Regions from separate parts of the Homo sapiens genome. Here region 2 is linked to region 1. The links are chromatin loops, found by intact Hi-C in ENCODE. Cell type or tissue: tibial artery. All regions are shown on one strand. Each heading gives the region's core, and the rest is flanking DNA. Links, peaks and the distances in the headings are about the cores only. Region 1 has its middle 7.5 kb from the start of FOXC1. Region 2 overlaps GMDS (GDP-mannose 4,6-dehydratase).

Region 1 (5,374 bases), core at 152-5,151:
GACGGGGCGGGGGGCGCCGAGCCGGGAGAAGCGCCCTCGGGGCTCCGGCCGAGAAGCTCGGAGGAGCCCGCTCCCTCGCCCGGTCACCCCGCGTCTCCGCCTGGCGCCGCAGGGCCCCGCCGAGCTCTCACTTCCTCCTCGCTGGCCTCCTTTGTTGTGAAGACGCACGTGTGTTTAGGAGCGCAGCTGGGGTGGAAAGGTCAGAGGCACTTCATTGCTCACGGGTGACAGCTCGCCCCGCGCCGGCCCGCAGCCTCCAGGCGCGGGACCCGGAGCTGCGCGTTTGCAGGGCCACCCCCGGCCCACCCGCCTCGGCCTGGCCGCACCAGACCTGCCCGGGCCGGCGCTGCGGCCCCAGGCGGCCTCCCCGGCAGGGCTGCGTCCTCGCGCGGTGTGTGAGGTTTGCAGAGGCCACCAGTCGCTTGGCAGTGGCCGTGCGGGGAGTCGCTCGGCCTCAAGGATGCCAGAAGCCCTCGGGCGAGCTGCAGGCTCAGCGTGTTCCGAGCCCACGTGCCTGCGACTCTCCACTCTCCTTGGGTCTCGGCTTTGCGGCCCGGAGGAGGTGGCGGCCGCAGTCAGCCCCGGCCTAGGCCCAGGTCGGCAGTGGAAAGCTCGGCGGGCTTTTCTGCACCGTTCCCAGCGGCGGGAGCGAGCTGGGAAAGAGTCGACCCGCTCCCGGCTGGGGGCCCTGCCGAGTCTGGCCTGCCGAGGAGTGGGCCGAGAGCAGCCCCTGTCCTTCCTTGCGGGGCTCCAGTCCCAGCTGCAGGAGAGGAAGCGGGTACGGGGCGAAGCGCGGTGCTTCGGTTTCCGTGGCCAGCGAGGAGCCCCTGGCCCACAGGTCGAGAGTGTTTATAGGCGTGCGCGAGCAAAGCTTCTTAGCAACTTGCTTTACCCTCTTCTATTCGAATGTTTGAAAATTAGGCATGAAACACACATGTGTCTAAGAAGGTGTTTGTGTTAAACATACATGACGTAGTCATTTCTGCACTCGTTGCCTGTGCAAGTTTAGAAGCTATGTTGAGTGGAAGGAGAGAAGTTCTGCTCATTATTCGGATTTTAAAAACCACATCTAGGTAATGTCTCCTACTATCAGTACATTACCTTTTCGATTCTCACACCCGATTTAAGAAAACCAACTTCTGCCAACCTTATTTAACGTGGCACTACTTATTCCTTAGAGGTTTGCACGTTTGGTTTGTACTGTTTTAGGAATAAGGATAATTTTCCTGTGAAATATTCTAAGAAAAACTCCTTGATAGTTTAACTAATAGCCAGTACATTTTGAAATTAGCCTGTGACAGCAGTCCAGATCCATGGCGGGGAATCAGCTAATTTTTAAAATAGCCTCTGTAAAAAGCTTTAGGAGAGTAAGTATTTTGTCCTTTATGCAGAAATGGGCACATTTATTTTAATAGCAATTTATGCCACGACTACACAAATGCCAGCATGCCACATGCCATAGGCAGTCTTGCATTTGGCATGTTGCACGTGTGGGAGGGACCGGTGCTGACTTCTCCAGGGTTGTGTAGTTAGCAGACCTTTTTCTCCAGACTGAGTGCAAACAAGCATGCATTTTACAATTTATTATTCCACAAAATTTGTGTCATTAATAATCGATGCTTGCAAAGGAATAGGGCTCGATTGTACTGGTGGCCTGTAAGCTCCTGGCTGTTTCCTGCCGGGTCAGAAACAAGGGTCAGGAAACAAGAGTGCCTTATAGTCCTATTGGGCTCTCCCTAACTTTGATAGGCGAGGAAAGGACATAGGGCAGGGGTCTCCGTTTCTAAGGCGGAATGTCATTAGTTTTGTTCTTAATGGTGCAAAACCCAAGAGACTCTGAACCCTCTGCAGGTGGAGGCTGCCTGGACAGATTGCCCAGGAGGGACAAGAGGTATCCATACTTGATCAGGCCTCAGGCACCCACACCAGTGTTCTCTGAGGCTGTTAGTGGCACCCAAAGCAAGGCCAGTTGGAGTGACAGTTTCCCTCTACTCCTGCCCCACCTCTGAGAGCTCTGTGAGAGGGGCTCTCATTTGCGAGGCCACCCCCCCCTCCCCCAACCCCGGCCATTTGCTTCAGAGCTTAGCTCCGAGTCCCCTGCTCCTTGGGCCTGCCTGGTATTGCAGGGCCTTCTCCACTACAGGCATTTCATGGACAGTTCATGAAGCCATTAGCCCTTCCCACCCGTCATAAACAAATGTCGTGTTAGGGGCAAGATTGATGGTGGCCAAGTCATAAAGCTGGCCAGGCAGGACAGAATATGATTGTGTGCGGGCAGCCATTCTTCAGCCAAGCAGAGAGATTGGGGTGTAGGACCAAGAGACTGTGTCAGTCTTCCCCCCACCCATCTGAGGGGGGAGCTCAGGAGAGCTCCCGACAGGGAAGTTTAATTTATTCTGACAACGTCCACTTAGGCAGGAAGAGAAACCCACTGAGATTTGCCATGGGGCCCTAAATGCCAGCTTCAGAAAGCCCACTTTCTGAAATCTTCTATTTCCATTTATAACAAAGCCAAAAGTTTCCCTGCAAAGAGCTTTTATTATTGATGCTTTCCCTCCCACCTTAACCGAATGTCTTCCTTTGCAGCTGGGGCTCTGTCTTCTTGTCTGAAGCTTCCGAGGCCTTGATTTCCCACCCTCTTTTATCCCATCTCCCCCTTTTCGGTGGGAATGCATCATAACCATTAGGCTCTGTGCGTCTTTGTGTCTGTCTCTTCGTCTCTGTCACTTTTCCCCATCCTTTTCCCTTCCTGCCCCCACAGAAGGCTGTGGGGCCCCAAAGTTTCTCTGGGATGTCCCCACTCCGAGCCCAGCTCAGGGGCCTGCATGCCTGCCCTCCACTGCACCATCTGGGGGATGGGCCGGATGCAGCCCTGATGCGGAGCTTGCGCCCAGGCCTCAACAGACTTGGGGCCACACTGCAGCCGGACAGGCAGGTTCCAGGTCCTAGTCGGCTGGGAAAGAAACAATACTTAAGTAAATGAATTCCAGCTCCAAAACCCATTTAGGAAAATGAAAGCAGCTTCTCCACGAACCTTCTCAACGTGATTACGACTGGAAAATTGAGCAAAATGTACCATATCTACCTTATTGGAAACCAAAGTACGACGCGGGGAGCGTACGGCTCAATTTAAGACCTTTGTTGTGCTCCTTTCCCATCTTACCCTGGCCCCAAAGAGACCCTCTGGTTTATATTACTTTTTTGGTTGTTTACTTGATTTTTTCCCTCACTGATTTCAAATTTGCAGCATATTGAGCGTATTACGGGAGATGCAGTAGGATCTGGAATTTCCTTGCACATAGACCTGGCCCTGTCTTGGAGAAGGCTGGAGCTCACACAGGGAGACACAGCCAGAGAGAAGAGGCTGGGTCTGTGTGGTCCTCGGGGAGGGCTTGGAATTGCTCCCAGCTCAGAATCTCCCTGCCTGGGGTTGGGAGGGTGACCTGGCAAGCCTCAATGGGGCTTCTCCCGGGCCCCCTCCTGGTCCAGAGGATGCCTCCCTTTCTCCAAAGAGCATCTTCTTTCTCTGGCGTGTCCGTGGGCCCCTCCAAGCCCACTGGTCCCCATGGGTGTCATTAGGACTTGACGGGCCCACCCTCTCCTGCAGCTGCCACTGCAGGCCGCTCCTACTGAGGGGACTCAGTGGGCTGCTCCTTGGCCCCCTAAGTCAACACAGCTTGGTGCTACTTGGGTGGGCATGGGAGAGCAATTTGTGAGCCCAGCAAGTGAGCATCAGAGCGGGAGCCAGGACCAGGCAGTGAGGCCTCTGGCTTGACCCAAGTGGTGGGACCCCAGGCAGGGCCTAGAGAGGCGGAGGAGGCTCCAGGGAGGGGCTCCAGCGGGGTGGTTATGTGGTTCCCTGTACTCAAGGTTGGGAAAGGAAGGAGTTTTTTGGAGAGCTTTGAGGACGACTTAGATCCCGAGATGGGGGAGAGGGAGATGGAAAGAGAGGGGGAGGGAAGACGTGGAGAGAGGGACATCCCCCCTCCCATTACCTACCCCGGGGAAAAAGCAGGAAAACCAACACATTTAGCGCCATTAACTCTTAAGGCCTCCACATTTCCTTCGGTATAAAAGCAGGTCATTGGTCCCGGAGGCTGTGCCGGGGCTCGTCAAAGGCTACAAACAAACCGGACGGGTGGGAAGCACGTTTCAGCGGCGACTGGATTTTTAAAAATCTGCTGGTAGAGTGAAAACAAAAATTGTCCTCCAAGTTGGCAAAATCGGCGTCCCAGACGGTGCGCAGGAGGGCCCTGCGAGGCCTGTCCCCGGAGCCCCGCGCCAGTCCTGTAGGCCCGGCTGGGTCCGCAGCCCGGTGTTCCACTCGTGGGTCGGGCCCGGCTGCGGGGTCTTTCCGCAGCCGGGACACCCAGGACAGCAGCGGCTGGGGAGCCGGGGCCAGGGGCTTCCTTGCAATTCCAATGATTTTTATTATTATCACTCGCAAAGGACAAACGCGGCCAAGGCCGGGCCTCACAGTGGCTGTGCTGGTCATCGCGTGGAGGAGTGTGCGCTAACCCAGGGGCGAGGGGGGCGCGCCCGGTGTCCCGGGGAGAGCTTAGAAGGAAGACGCCCCACCGTGGTCCCTACAGTCAGGGACAGTCTGGGTGCTAGAAATTCCCAGAGAGAACTCGAGGGGCTGATGTCCTGGGTCACCAGTCCCTGGTGCCTGTGGGGCTTCCTGCGCGCCCACCCCCATCCCCCTCCCCCCTCTCAGGTTCGACGGATTCTCCCGGAGGCTTAGGACAGTGATTTACAGTAAGTGGTGACAGTGGAATAACGTGACAGTCCGCTGCATTTGCCAGCTGGCTCCTGGGCAGGCCTACCCGCCGGGCCCGACCCCAGAGTCGAGTCCTCGGAGCCGCCGGGTAAAGCCCCCTCCCCCGCCCCGGTGCAGCCCCGCGTTCCCCGCGCCCGGCGCTGCCGGGGAAAAGTGGCACAACAGGAAAGCCTCGCCAGAGGGCCCTTCCCAGTCGGCTTCCTCGCCATAAAAAGCCAGACTCCAGCCGAGGTCCTGACCCCTTCCAAATATACGTTCCCTTGCCCGCGGCCCGCCACTCCCGCCCGGGCCTCGGGCTGTGCAGCTTCCTCCTAGGCCTGCCCGGGCCCATGCCTCCCCCGAAGCGGCGGGAGTCGGTGCAGCCTCAACTTCTACTGCGTGTCCCAGGTCGCCAACCAGCTTTGCTCGCGTGCCGTTGGCCCGGAGGCTGCCGCGCCAGTCTCTGCGTGCGCCTGAGCGCGCTGGAGCATTTGCGAGGCCAGGGCTGCCGACGGCGAGAGGATACTTTGAGGAACACGGTGCTTCAGTCCCGCCCCCGCTCTCCGCCCGAGCTGGAGGTTGGGGCGCGCTGAGCCGCAGCGCCTGGACAAGTGC
Region 2 (5,374 bases), core at 262-5,261, 75 kb after region 1:
TGTTAGAAATGACACCACCTCTTTGAATCAGATACATTTGTATCTTCTGGTATAAGACAATGGATATTAGGAGTAAATATGTTCCTGGCAACCCTAAGTAAACTTGAAAATTCAGGGTTGAGCCCATCCCTCACTGACACACAAATCTCCTTCTTATTGCTTTTCTGTCCTGCAACTATTTATCTTCCCAGGATTTTTGTCCAACAACATTGTCTACAATTCTAATTCAACGGTCACCTTGGCAAAGGATTAATATACTGTAATGTCTAGCAAATGATCACCTCATAAACGTCTTCTGAAAAATTGTAATAAAGTGAAGACGCGTGATTTCCTTAGGTCAAGAGGAGCATACCTGGATTAATCATAAATGAGTATTCACACTGGCTTACAACAGCATAGAAAACAAGTTGAAATATATGTAGATAACATAAAGCATGACCACTGATTAATAAGATTGCTTTTATTAATCAAAATAAAACTGGGTACCCATCTGTAATCCCACCTACTAGGGAGGCTAAGGCAGGAGAATCTCTTGAACCCGGGAGGCAGAGGCTGTAGTGAACCGAGATCGCATCACTGCACTCCAGCCTGGGAGACAGAGTAAGACCTTGTCTCAAGAATAACAATAACAAACAAACCAACCCACAAAAAACTGGGCACCCATTTACATATACAAATAATTTGAGCATCATTTGTTTTAAAGAAAACATCTTTTGCTGTGCAAAAGCTCTTTAGTTTAATTAGATCCCATTTGTCAATTTTTGCTTTTGTTGCAACTGCTTTTGACGTTTTTGTCATGAAATCTTTGCCCGTGCCTATGTATGGTATTGCCTAGATTTTCTTCTAGGGTTTTATAGTTCGAGATTTTACATTTAAGTCTTTAATCCATCTTGAGTTAATTTCTGTGTAAGGTATAAGGAAGGGGTCAAGTTTCAATTTTTTGCATATAGCTAGCCAGTTCTCCCAATACTTTATGAAATAGGGAATCCTTCCCCCATTGTTTGTTTTTGTCAGGTCTGTTGAAGATCAGACGGTTGTAGACGTGCAGTCTTATTCCTGAGTCCCCATCAGAGTGAACAGACAACCTACGGAATGGGAGAAAAGTTTTGCAATCTATCCATCTGACAAAGGTCTAATATGCAGAGTCTACACGGAACCTAAACAAATTTACAAGAAAAAAACCAAACAACTCCATTAAAAAGTGGGCAAAGGACACAAACACACACTTCTCAAAAGAAGACATTTATGCAGCCAACAAACATATAAAAAGAAGCTCAACATCGCTGATCATTAGTGAAATGCAAATCAAAACCACAGTGAGATACCATCTCAAACCAGTCAGAATGGTGATTATTAAAGTCAAGAAACCACAGATGTTGGCAAGGCTGTGGAGAGATAGGGACGCTTTTACACTGTTGGTGGGAATGTAAATTAGTTCAACCATTGTGGATGACAGTGTGGCAATTTCTCAAAGACCTAGAGGAAGAAATAGCATTTGACCCAGCAATCCAATTACTGGGTATATACCCAAAGGAACATAAACCATTCTATTATAAAAATATATGCACACATATGTTCATTGCAGTGCTAGTCACAATAGCAAAGACATGGACTCAACCCAAATGCTAATCAATGATAGACTGGATAAAGAAAATGTAGTACATATATACCATGGAATACTACGAAAACATAAAAAGGAATGAGTTCATGTCCTTTGCAGGGACATCGATGAAGCTGGAAGCCATTACCCTCAGCAAACTAATGCAGGAACAGAAAACCAAACACCACATGTTCTCACTCGTAAGTGGGAGCTGAACAATGAGAACACATGGACACGGGGAGGGGCACACACACTGGGGCCTGTTGCGGGGGGTGTGGGGGAGGGAGAGCATCAGGAAAAATAGCTAATGCATGCTGGCCTTAATACTTAGGTGATGGGTTGACAGGTGCAGCAAACCACCATGGCATACGTTCACCTAAGTAACAAACCTGCACATCCTGCACATGGTCCCCGGAATTTAAAATAAAATAAAAATAAAAATAAAGTGATCTTAGAAGTCTACTATTACCTATACCAGTCTTGGTTCAAAATACGTCTTAAGTGTCCCTTTGGGAACTGCCTTAACAGTGGGTCTACAAGGCACATTAGAAAAGCAGTTTTATATGGTATAGTTACAGTGTTCTAAAATTTATTTTGCCCTAACAGCTTTATTAAGGTATATAATTAACATACAATAAAGAGATGGCATCCTATCTGTGCTCCTATGTAAACATATCATGTCCTTTTTCTCTGGCTACCTTTAACATTTTTGTTTATCACTGGTTTTGTGCTGTATGATTATGAAGGACCTCAGTGCAGTTTTTTTCATGTTTCTTTTGTTGGGATTTGTGGTGGTTAATACTGAATGTCAACTTGACTGGATTGAAGGATGCAAAGTATTGTTCCTGGGTGTGTCTGTGAGGGAGTTGCCAAAGGAGATCAACATTTGAGTCCGTGGACTGGGAGAAGCAGACCCACCCTCAGTCTGGGTGGTCAGCATCTAATCAGCTGCCAGTGTAAAAGCAGACATGGGAAGGGCAGACTTGCTGAGCCTTCTGGCCTCCATCTTCCTCCCATGCTAGATGCTTCCTGCCCTGGAACATCAGACTCCAAGTTCTTCAGCTTTTGAACTCTTGGACTTATACTAGTGATTTGCCAGGGGCTCTTGGGCCTTCGGCCACAGACTGAAGGCTGCACTATAGGCTTCCCTGCTTTTAAGGTTTTGGGACTCGGACTGGCTTCCTGGTTCCTCGGCTTGCAGACAGCCTATGGTGGGACTTCACCCTGTGACCATGTGAGTCAGTTCTCCTAATAAACTACCCTTCATATATTCATCTATCCTATTAGTTCTGTCCCTCTAGAGAATGCTGACTAATACAGGGTTTGTTGAGCTTCTTGGATATTTGTGTTCGTAGTTTTCATGAAATTTGGAAAAAAATGTTTAGCATTATTTCTTCAAATATCTTTTCTGTCCTCCCCTCCTTTTTGGGGACTCCAATTACACACATACATTAGGGCATTGGAAGTTGTCCTCCAGAACTGATTCTCTGTTAATTTTTTTAAAATTCTGTTTTTCTGTTTCATATTACATAGTCCCTATTGCTACGTCTTCAAGTTCACTAATCTTTTCTTTTACAATGTCTAATACGCCATTAATTATGTCAATGTAATTTTCATGACAGACATTATAGATTTCATCTTTAAGTTCAATCTGAGTGTCTTCTTTATATCTTCCTTCTACTTAACTTTCTTAACATACAGAATAAGGTTCTAAAAATTAGTTTAACATCTCTACTGCTAATTCTAACATCTGCATCAGTTCTGGGTTGATTTTGATTGGTTCTTTTTCTCTTGTTTAGGGGATATATTTTCCTGCTTCTTTGCAAGCTTGGTAATTTTTTATTGGATGCCATTAATTGTGAAATTTATCTTCTGGGGCAGTAGATATTTTTGTATTCCTGTACATACTCTTGAACTTCGTTTCTGGGACCCAGTTATGTTACTTGGAAGCAGCGGTACTTTTGGCTCCTCCTTTCGTGATTTGTTAGGCAGGTCTGGAGCAGCCAGTGCCCCTTCTAAGAGGCAAGACCCTTCCGAACACCCTACCAATGCCCTGTGGATTTTAATCTTTTCCAGTCTGGCTGGTGGAAACAGGCCACCTTCCCAGCCCTGTGTGAACATTCAGTACTGTTCCCTCTAATCCTTTTGGATGGTTGTTCCCCAGCCTTAGGTAGTTTCCTCCTGTGCTGATCAGCACTGCCCTGACTGCTCCAGGGGCACCTCTGCAGATCTCTGGAGCAATCACTGCAATTCTCCTCACCTCTGCCCTGCGTTCTCTTACCAGTCCGGCTGCCCTGAACTCTGTCCTCTAAGCTTAGGGAACTTGCTGGGCTCTGCCCGAATCCTGTCCCCATGCCTCATCCTGTTCAGTCTCCCAGCAGTGAGCTAGGGTACTCGAAGGGCTCACCTCATTTGTTTCCTGTATCTCAGAGGTTACTGTCCTCCGTTGCCTGACATCCAGTGTGTACTAAAAAACATATTTCCATATATTTTTGTTGTTGTTGTTGTTGTTTTGTCTTTTGGGCAGGAGGGCAAATCTGTCCCTGTCACTCCATCTTGGCTGGAAGTGGCTGTCTTAATGCTAGTGTTTAGTATCACTCAATGCGGCCATCAACTTGGCAAGGGTTGACTTTGGATTACTTTTTCTTATTTCAGGAAAATAAAATGGCAAAGATAAAGTTCTGTTACTAGCAAGCACAGTTACTAGTTTGTTTTCTCTGTTATCATTTACTGAGCACGTGCTATGTACCCTCCAAGTAGGCTGTGCTTTATGTACATTTTTCTTATTTTAATCTAACAAACTTATAAAACAAATACTATGAGTTTTATTTTATATAAGAGGAAACTGGAACTTAGAGAGTCAAATAACTTGCCCAAGGTTATACAACTAGCAGGTGACAGGGCTGAGTTGAAAACAAGTTTCTCCAATTCCAAAGACTGTTTTTATTCACTGCAGTTCTGAAGGCACTAAAGAGAAGATCCTGGGCCCCCAAAGTGTGTTTGAACAATGGTAGCATTGTTAAAATACATAATTCTCTGATGACTTGACAAAGCATAATGATGCCAATTACTCTCTTTTACTGATTCTACTATGCTACGGATTGTAAGAGGTACTATTATTTTATCTGTCCGTAAGAAGGAAAAAAATCTACCCATTAAACCACAGCATAGTGTTTTAGATGCCGTTAATTTTAGGGTGGATCTCAATTTTAGCATTGTTAAAAAAGAAACAATATGCATATTAAAATCAATAAAATGATACAGTATCATGTACTGGGTACTACTGTTGCTTTTGATTCTTTCAACAACCCTAAAAGGTAGTCATTGTGGTATGCATTTACAGAAGTAGAAACTGAGGCTCAGGCTCAAGGGTAGGTGACATGTCTAAGGTCACACTGCAGTAAATGGCAGTGCCAGACTTTTGCTACTTCTTATATGCTTGTCAAAAAAATCAGTCCTATTAAAATCAAACATATGCTTTTAATGGCATGTCAAGCCCATGTGTGTATACACACACGTCTGCACACATGTATATGCCTAGGTGCTCCCTAGGAGTTATATTTGCTTTAGTAGCATAGCAAGAGGTGGAAATAGGATAAATGAGTGTGTTGGCAGAATGACATTTCTCATCTGCCCACAATCTAGTGAATAAACAATTACGTCGTGAAGGTTACATAAACTTAGAAAAAGCTTATAGTATTTATTGCAGCAATAACCAAATTTTAAACTAGGACATACACCTGTCCAAATGAAAAGTACCTATTACTTTTATAG

The links. Peaks named below come from ENCODE experiments on the same cell type or tissue, not always from the same donor. Only the 100,000 strongest peaks of a DNase experiment are listed, where the experiment ranks them.
Region 2: a loop joins it to region 1, with 4 times the contacts of the local background. A loop is called at or near these places in 35 of 110 quality-filtered maps.

The regions. Positions count from the first base shown.
Region 1 is chr6:1,614,768-1,620,141 of GRCh38, forward strand. No RefSeq gene overlaps it. Among named protein-coding and RNA genes, the nearest start is that of FOXC1, 7.5 kb to the left of the region's middle. RefSeq lists enhancers at 1-94, 3,842-4,704. In tibial artery, for the core only: no CTCF peak of the experiment used is centred there; no DNase peak of the experiment used is centred there; H3K4me3 peaks cover 5,000 bases; H3K27ac peaks cover 5,000 bases.
Region 2 is chr6:1,689,490-1,694,863 of GRCh38, forward strand. The region is part of intron 9 of GMDS (GDP-mannose 4,6-dehydratase); the gene reads right to left. Among named protein-coding and RNA genes, the nearest start is that of FOXC1, 82 kb to the left of the region's middle. In tibial artery, for the core only: no CTCF peak of the experiment used is centred there; no DNase peak of the experiment used is centred there; H3K27ac peaks cover 1,316 bases.